Regions from separate parts of the Mus musculus genome. Here region 2 is linked to region 1. A link is a contact called in ENCODE Hi-C or POLR2A ChIA-PET data. All regions are on one chromosome and are shown on one strand. Each heading gives the region's core, a stretch centred on a gene start or an enhancer-like site at or near the end of the contact. The rest is flanking DNA. Distances are from core to core; before and after follow the strand shown. Region 1 overlaps Prox1 (prospero homeobox 1). Region 2 holds the start of Prox1 (prospero homeobox 1).

Region 1 (4,152 bases), core at 382-2,881:
AGTTGGCCCTTTCTCTCTCTATCACACCCCAAACACAAACACACAAACACACACACACACACACACATGCACACAACCCTCCCTCTGTCTCACACATACACACACACACAAACTCACACACACATGCACGCACACACACAAAACAGGACGCCTTACTCTTAGATCACGGTGCTCAGGGCTAATACATACTCAGACTGTAAAGATGACTCAAAACTGTCTCTTCCCAAGAAAGAACACACTTCCATTCAGCCCCTGACATTACAGAAGGTGAGACTTTGAGTCCCAGTTATGAAATAAGCAAAATAAAATACAAAGCATCTTTCTCCCATGTGTGGACCCAGCCAATAATGTCACCCAAGCAGACTCAAAACCAGGCTCTGCGCATGCTCATTAACCATGGGAAGACGCTTCCCAGGAGGCAGAACTGTGCTCTGAAGTTTCTGTCCACTCTGAGAAGGGTGAGAGAATCCCACAATTCACCAATAGCATCCAAACCTCCCAGTCTTCTGAAAGGCAGGGGAGTCTGGGCTGTCCACACAGCACAACCGCATGCATGGGTGGCATCGTGTGGCCATATTTCATAGGTCCATGATTTCTTGATTCTGCTCCTGGCTGGAGTTAGGGTGACCAAGAAAGAGGCAAGGAGCAACCATACGGTCTCTGTATCTGTTATGGCTGATAGTCTCTGTGAAGAGTACAGCCCCATCTGAGCTCATCCATCTAAGCCCACTCTTGAGCAGTACAGGTCCCCAGCTTACGCCACTGCAGTCAGGAGACAGGCCTCTCCTTGATCAATATTTACTTAACAAACAGCAGGGATGGGCGAGTTTGTTTAGAGGAGTCATGTGCCCACCAGGGTGAAAGGCTCGGAAAGAACTTCAGCGTTGGTCTCTTTCATGGGACCTTTGTGTCCCAGGCATGCCCGTGTTGGGGAGATAGATGCCCTTCTTCCTCTGAACTCTTCCAAAGACGTTCAGAAGTCGTCTGGGAAATGCTTTGGTGTCTCTGCTTGGTGAACTGTCGTGTTCATACATATGGAGGGTTCACGCTGTGTGTTTAGTTTTGAAGAACATTTTAGAGTCTGATTTTTCTCAGCACATCTCTGTGCAGGTTACACATTATGGAAAGGGCCCAAAGATTAATTAAGAGTAACTGTAACATTTTATATATGGATATATATATATGGAAACATACTTACATGTGTGTGTAAAATATATAAAAATATATAATTATATAAGCCCCCCCCAAAAGGCTTTGCAGATTTTCCGAGATGCCTAGCCAGCCCTGTGCCTCAGATGTATTTAACTCTCCTCTTAAATATGAATTCAGCGGTGCCCCCGAAGTTGAGACCACTTTTCTTTCAACTTGCAATTGTTTGCCAGCTCCAGTCCCTGTGACTCAGAGGCATCTGCGGCTAGTTCGAGGGGTTTTGTTTCAGTCAATGGGGAGGGTCTGGGGATGCTGGGGGTGGGGGAGTTATTTATTTATTTGATTTGGTGAGTCCCGGAGTTGTAAAAAGCTGTCTGAAATATTCATGCAGAGCGGTCTGAGAAGCCGGGTTTCTGTTTTATTTACTGCACAGTAGAACAACCACAGCGGATTAGTTCTACAATACCCGTAACAAAAGCCCAACAGCTGATGCATGTGATGTTAGGAGGTGACAAAACAGTTAAAGTATGCTGCTGGCTATGGGCAAGCCAGTCAGCAGATGCAGACAAAAGGCCTGTGACAGGAATAACTCTCTCCAAGGCGAGCAGTGAAGAGTATCCAAAATACCAGCACCCTTTTCTCCTTGACATTGTCTTCTCGAAGTCAGCATTTTATTGCCCTTTTATAGTATTAAAAAAAAAAAAGTGGGGAAGGAGAAAGAAAGAAAACCCACACACGAACGGATTCACCAGAACGCAAGCAGGGGCTCTCCTTTCTCCCCTCTCAGCCACTCCTGTCAACCTTATACGCGTCTTCCGTTTACATGTTGAAGTTTGGGGTGGGGGCTGGGGATTAGCTTACAAGACAACGTGTCCAAAACATCTTCCTTACAAAGACTGGGACCTGGTGATAGGCTGAAGCGGCCATTGGGCGGTGGTTCTTGGGGTTCTTGGGGCTGCAGGGGCGGGAGGGGGCAATGCTTGGCTTGTTTTCTATCCATTTCAGTAAAGATGATTCCATTGGTGAGCTGAGGCCAGTGGGCCAGTTTTTGAAGGGGATCAAGAATGGAGGACTGTCCACTGGGACCTGAGCAAAGGGCAGGGTTATGGTCCCCCCTCCTCCCCTACAAGAGGCTAGTGAGTGAGCTGACCGATGCTTCAGAGGTGTGAAAAATCAGCTTCCCTGTCTCCAGAAAATAGGAGAGACTGTCTTCTTTTTAACCTTTGTAATTCCCCCCTCTATTCTCTGTGACATTCATTCAGCTGCCAAGAGCGTTTGGCAAGGTTTGGGCCAGCGAGCACACTTCCAGTGACCGCTAACCTTGGTATGTCCTGACACTTATGATGAGTGTCTGCAGGACACAGAAGGCAGGCAGCCTGCTATGTCAGGCTTTCATTATGGACTGCAGAGACTGGGGACGGCCAGTTTAATAAAACAAATCACCCTTGAAGGTAAAGCAACTGGGAAGAGGAGGAGGAAGACAGGAGGGGGATGTCTTTGCCACTCAATCCTATGAGAGAGAGAGAGAGAGAGAGAGAGAGAGAGAGAGAGAGAGAGAGAGCACAAAACACCCCCCCCCAGCCAGCCAGTCCACTGCATGTGTGTGCTGCCCAGCTGTGTACTGCGCAGATGTAAACTCTTTTCTTCCATCCTTCAGGAACCCACAAGCCCCCGCTCACTCTGATCAATCAGTAAACGAGAGCAGACAATCAGGATGGAGTTGGTAGATGCTTGTTGGTCATCTCCCCTCAGAGTAGCCAGTGTATTCAAGTACCTCATCATGAGTCTGTCTTCTAAATGTCAAGGCAAGACTATTTGGGGTGAGGCTCCTAGGCTGGGATGCCTTTTTATCAGAGCAAAGTTTCCACTGTCCCCTCCTGAAGAACTCTGGCCAGCCAGCTCCCACAATAGCCTCCTAGGTCTGCCAAAGACTTTGGAAGCCTTTTGTTTTTCCCCTGTGGCATGTCCAAAGGCCTGGCCTCCCCCCTCCCCCGCCCCCGGCCGCCTGCATTGTCTTGCATTCCAGTGACTTGATTGACTGTTGCACCTGATGCTGAGGAGACTCAAGGGTTCACTGTAGAGATTGTTGGGTTCTATTAAAAGAAACCCAGATAAGGGATTACTTGTCACTAAGGGCTTCTCTGCAGATGTTTATTAGTGATTGGAAAGCCATTAGGTGTGAGGAGGTGCCTAAAATATGGGCAATGTCATGATCCTAATCCTGAACCCCGATGCGCCCCCCCAAACATCAGGAAGATGCTGCCTTCCTCAGGTAAATGAAGGTGGAGAGGGGTTCTGAAGAGAGAGCTGAGGCTCTGTTTTCATGAGTGAGATCTCTACCTGTGGGTGGAACACCTCAGCATTCTCTCAGAATAGCCATTGTTACCCCACACTGACCTCTGGAGCCACCATCAAAACAGGAGCTGCTCCAGTATCGGAGGAGCTCCAAGAAGCCTTTTACCCGACACGGTCCTCTGAGTGTGCACTGCCCAGAGCAAGCAGAAAGTTAGCAAGCTGCTTCATCTTGCACAAAGAGGACCCTATTCCCAATAACCAAACCAGCAGCCAGTAACTCTCTTAACCCATTTTATTTACATTGACATTACTGGCTCCCCACACATGGTTTTCCTCAGTTATAGAGACACAGCTGGTCGGGAACTGGTTGCCTGGTCAACCGGCCTTTTATAGAAAGGACTGGATCCTCGCTGCACCCAGGAAGGAAGAAGCAGGAGGATCACACATTCAAGGAAATCTTCTCTGACTACATGCTGAGTTCAAGGCCAGCCAGAGCTACATGAGACCCTGGGTCAGAAAGCAAGGAAGGAAGGAAGGGAGGAAGGGAGAGAGAGGGAGAGGGAGGGAGGGAGGGAGGGAGGAAGAGAGAGAGGGAGGGAGGGAGGGAGAGAGGGAGGGAGGGAGGGAGAGAGGGAGGGAGGGAGGGAGGGAGAGAGAGAGAGAGAGAGAGAGAGAGAGAGAGAGAGAGAGAGAGAGAGAGAGAGAGAG
Region 2 (4,858 bases), core at 1,156-3,655, 42 kb before region 1:
ACTGATAGCTTTTTCTCTATCAGAAAACAAACCGCGAGTCGGCAGAGATAGGGGCCCTGGGCCTCACGACCGCGACTGCTCTAGTGCGGCTTGGAACCCAGGGGAGCTCCGCTTAAGCCCTGGCCAGACAGCACGCCGGGAGCTTGGCTCACGCGTGGCCTGGACAGTTAGGGGGCAAGACAGGGCTCGGCTAAACCTTTCAGAACCCCAGGTCGCCACCCCAGCTCACACGCCCAGCATGGCCAGCGCTCGGCTTTCCACGCGCAGCTCCTGTGCCCTACTGCGGGCTGCGAACTGCTGCAGCTGAGCCTCAGAGGCGCAGGCTGTCGGTGGGGAGTTTGCTTGTCTGTCTGGTGGTTACCCCAGCTTTATGTCAGGCCTATTTTGTCCCTCTGCGAGATTGATAAATGACTTATTTGAGGGCACGCAGGAAACTTTTCCCGCCGCCAGATCCCAATCGTGTCATGTGCAAAGCGTGCGTCCGAACGCTAAGTGCAACTACAACAAACTACAACAGAGTGGAATCTCTCCGTCCACCCTTGCCTCTTTTCTCCCCCTCCAACCTCCTTTCTTCCTTCCTCTGTATCCTCCCTTTTAGCCGTCGAACTGACGCTAACTTACAAGCGCAAACAGATTCTTCAAGAGAAAAAATAAAGGGTCGAAAAAATTCTCGAATCCCAAATTCCACCCTTTTCAGTACATCCGTTTACCTCAAAGGTGTCCAACCCATATTTCACCCCCATCTAACGGGCACGTGAGTGGGTAATTTCACTCCCTGGCCCCGATTTACGACAGGAGTCCATCATTGGAGGTGCGGGTAGTGTACTGAGCAAGCGCTGGGCAATGCTGTTTCCCGACTTGAGCTCGGGAAAGTCTTCAGGCAGTCAAGGAGGTGGGAAGACGGATAGGTGTGCTTAGGTGAGCTTTTTTTCCTGCACACCCACCTACCTCTCTCTCTCTCTCTCTCTCTCTCTCTCTCTCTCTCTCTCTCTCTCTCTCTCTCCCTCCCCCCCCCTGTCCTTTTCAATATTTGAATTCCGTGCCTGCCAAAAGTTTCCCACAGGGCACACACTTCAGACATACACACTGACACCGTTGTTCGACTCACAGGGGATTAATATCCTCTCCCATTCTGATAAATCGGAGAAGGTCCTAGAGTGTGCGCGGCAGACGATGGCGGCGGGTCTGCTGGTGTACTCGCATCTTATAAATACCCTGTCACAACACGTTTCAACCTTTGATCTGATTGAATTGGAGGGACTCAGAAAAAATTCTTGTCCCCACAGCACCTTTTGTAAAAGTCTCTAATCTCCTAGGTATGAACATTTAAAGTGCTTCTCAGCTCTTGAGGCTCGGGGTTTATGGAGTGTTTATGTCCACACTGCCTCTTTAGTAAGCGCTGCTGTTAACTGTGCCCAGGGAGAGGACCATTCAAGCTGAGGCTGGAGGCTCTTCAGCATTTGTCAAGGAAAGCCAAGGCCCTCTTTAAGAGCCACGTTATCTGAAGAAACCTTGCTGCTAATTTTCACCCAAGATGTCAAACCAACGTGTGTTTTATGTGGCTTTAAGTATTAGAGTCTGAGATGTCTTGCCCAATAAACTTTTAAGTTTGTCATTCAGACTTCGAAATCATGTGAATCCTATATCGAACTAGTTTCTTTGGCCATGTAGGGATGTGCGAACTGGAGAAGGGTGGCCAGAAACGATGTTTATAGCATATGTGGTCACTATGCCTACAATTGAAATAATACTTTTAAAGGTAATCGGGGGCGAATTCCTATAAATTCTGAGGTCTGATTGACTGGGACTCAGCCAGTGCGGGTAGAGGTTTTTAATATCAGACTTAGCGGCCCCAGTGTGAAATCTCTGGCACTTATTTATTTTTTAAAACCTAAGCCTACCTGTGTTTGCTCATCCTCTTTAAAAGGAAACTAGGGTGACTGGTCCTATTGATACTATCTATGATCATTTCCAAAGCAGAACGAGTTGTGCCCCCCCCCCACAACATTCCGCCCTTTATGCCACCCCGACCCTTAAAATATCCACTTTTTTTTATCCTGTATACTTTTCCGAGCCTTCCTCCATCCCAGTCTGGGGAGTGCTCCCGGCCGCTGGGAGAACTCCATCATCTGTGTCAGTGAAATGGAAAAAAAAAAAAAAAAAAAAAAAAGACCTGCGTCCTGGAAGAGCAAGTGTGAGCCGGGCGCCGCGGTGCACAACGCCCGCAGATGGCTCGCGGCGGCCGGGGCGCGGCGATCCAGGCGCCCCAAGCAGTGGCAGGGCGGGGTGGGGGCCGGGGCTGGTGGCCCGGGCGGGGGAGCGCTGGGCCCCCCTCTCCTCCTCTCTCCCCAGCCCCTCACCCCCACCCCTTTTATATATATGTATATTTTTTTCCTCACAAGTTCTCTTGCCTCGCTATCCCCCCTTGAATCCGAAGGCGCCTCGCGATTGGGTGCTGGGACCGGGTACGTCAGTGGGACTGTGACGTGCAGTCTTCCTGTTTCCTTCAGCTGTGTCTTAAAGTAAATCTTGTTGTGGAGCGGAGCCCTCAGCTGAGAGAGCGCTGGGAAAGCGACGGCCACTGCAGCCGGGGAAGCCGCGCGGCGCACACAAGCCTCTCCGCCGTGCCCGCTGCTCCTCGGGCCACCGCTCCGCGCTCCAGCCCTCGCCGCCTTCTCCGCTCTCTCTCCCCTTCTTTCCCCGGGCTCCCGGCTCTGCCCTGCGCGCCTCTCCCCTCCCCTCCCTCCTTTCTCCCCTCGCCTCTCAGCACTCGCCCAGATCACTCGCTCCCGCACAGACTCACCGACCCCTGGGCCAATTATCACCAGTAAGACATCACCGCGTGCGCGCGTGGGTTTCTTCTCTGCCCGCAAGAGAAGAAGAGAGGGGGAGAGAGAGAGAGAGTGAAAAGAAAGAGAGAGAGAAAGAGAGAGAGTGGCTGCGCCCCGCTGCTGCCCGCACCGCGTAAGTATCTTCACCCGGTTGCTGTCCCCTCCCCTTTTCCAGAATCGCTCGCACTGGCTCGTTCTTGAATGGGAAAGAGAGAGAAGAGCCTCCCGTTACTCACACCCGTGTAAACATTCTTTTTCCAAGGGGGAAAATGGTGTTATTTACATGAATCGTGATCAAATAGCCTCTAAAAACAGTTTTCTAAGCAGGAGGCTCAGTGGAACTCCGAGCTCCGCTCCTCCCAGTAAACGAAGAGTAAGTGACCTGCTTGGCTTTTATTTCTTTCTCGCGCCTGCCGGTGACTGGGATGATGGTGGCGATGGGGGGAGGCTGGTGTTGCTGGACTTGTCGCTGATCTTGTCACCTTTTGTGTACTGTGTCTGGGATGCGCTGAGGCTCTGGCTTTCTTTTATTTTGTATTATTTTTATTTCTTTATTTTTCTTGCACTCTTTTCAGGGGAGGGGGCCGCGAGGGGGATGAGTCCCTTTTGGTTGTTGTTCTTCTAGATTTTTTTTTTCTTGCAATCTTCCCAGCTTCTTCTTTTTCTTCTCCGGGAGTTGAAACTCCAGGGCCTGTCCCCGAGTCCTTCTCCCTTTGTCTTGTTTATTCTAGCTGCCTTTCTTCCCGGCTTTCCCTATTTGCTTGCTGTTTGCATACCTTTCACTTCTCCTTTTTTAACCCGGGGCAGAGGGCCGGCCGTGGGGAAGAGGGCGGGGAGGAGGGGGCGCCCGGTGACTTTCCTCTGTGTGCTCAGCGCCGGGAGCTTGCACCCAGCTCTGCAACAGAGGAGAGACGAGTTGGGGGACGGTCCGGTACGGAGGAGCGAGCGCGGTGCCAGTCCACCCAGTCTGCTTGCGCCGCGCTGGGAAGCACTGAGTAGGGGGAGTTTGCCCGAGAGCCTCAGGGGTCGCTAGTGGGGCGACCTGGACGCCGCACCGAAGAGGGCCGGCCCGGGGTCGGGTTGTGCTTGGGCCGCCCATAGACGAGAAGAAGCTCCCAGCCATTACTGGCACGCTTGGGTGGTGGGCAGCTGCGCCCTGGCCTCGCTGAGTGCCGCTACTCTGCTGCCCCAGTTCCTAGGACTGGGGAGGGAGGAGAAGAGCCCAGCAGAGTGGAGAGGTGAGAGTGATTGTTGCTGAGAAGAAGGACGAGGAGGGCGGGAGGAAGGGGGAGAGCTGCTATCTTGCCTGAACAGACAAGGGGAAGAGACGGGGAGGGGGGCGGTAGACCTCACCCAAAGTCCAGCTGAGCAAGTTGTCGTTGCCTTTGCTGCGCCAGCCGGTTAGTCCTGCTAAACTGAGCGCCTATGCAGAGAGCGATGGGGGCCGGGGGAGAGCAGCGAGCCACACTCAGACTCTCCCACCCCTGCCTAGCTTCTTGGGAAGTTGAGTCTTCCTGGCGGCTCAGAGCAGAAGCCGAAGGAGGGGCTGAGAGACAGTCTTAAGTAGCCCAAGGTTGCTGGTTGGAGCGCGAAACGCTGTTCTTGGCAGCCCAGAGCCCTTCTCTGCCTCGGGGAAGGCTGGAACCGCACCTGCTTGCTTCTATTTTTCCTAGAAGATCTGTGTTGTCTCCTTAAGCTAATGAAAACAGAACAAGCCCAGGGTGGCCTCCTCTCTCAGAGTCTCCCTCTTGTTCTCCCTTTCCGAGTTCTGCCTGCTTTTTTACCACCCCCTTCCCATGCCCCTCTGTTAAAAAAAAAAAAAAAAAATCATTTCCTCTCCTAAACCAGTCAGGCAAAAGTCTGTTAACAGAACGCACATGGACAGGGCTGGACAGGTGTGTTGTGTCAAGAAAGACAGGTGCAAGTTTCCTGGGGTCTGTCTTTCTGTACAGCTCCAGACTCCAGGCTTCTGGGACGAAGGGGTTTGTGAATTTATGGTGGTTCTCCTTAACGGGATTGTCAGGCTA

Evidence for each region. A loop is a pair of places that touch in the nucleus more often than their neighbours do. ChIA-PET counts read pairs that join two places held with the same protein, here RNA polymerase II (POLR2A).
Region 2: a map of heart shows a loop between it and region 1 (3-fold over the local background). The contact joins the promoter of Prox1 here to the enhancer-like site in region 1. A Hi-C loop is called at or near these places in 6 of 37 maps with a recorded cell type or tissue (adrenal gland and heart). POLR2A ChIA-PET finds 5 or more read pairs at or near these places in 2 of 5 experiments (Patski and embryonic stem cell).

The regions. Positions count from the first base shown.
Region 1 is chr1:190,126,375-190,130,526 of GRCm38, reverse strand. All of the region lies in intron 4 of Prox1 (prospero homeobox 1), which reads left to right. Among named protein-coding and RNA genes, the nearest start is that of Prox1os, 42 kb to the left of the region's middle. Within about 2 kb of position 1,631, at least 1 of the 3 ENCODE cell types and tissues checked has a DNase peak (open chromatin) inside an H3K27ac peak, as active enhancers do; it is heart, where a contact is called at or near this core.
Region 2 is chr1:190,168,374-190,173,231 of GRCm38, reverse strand. It overlaps Prox1 (prospero homeobox 1), which reads left to right and starts at 2,405. Exons shown (of 5, transcript NM_008937.3): 1 at 2,405-2,964. It overlaps Prox1os (prospero homeobox 1, opposite strand), which reads right to left and starts at 2,936. Exons shown (of 2, transcript NR_151620.1): 1 at 2,804-2,936.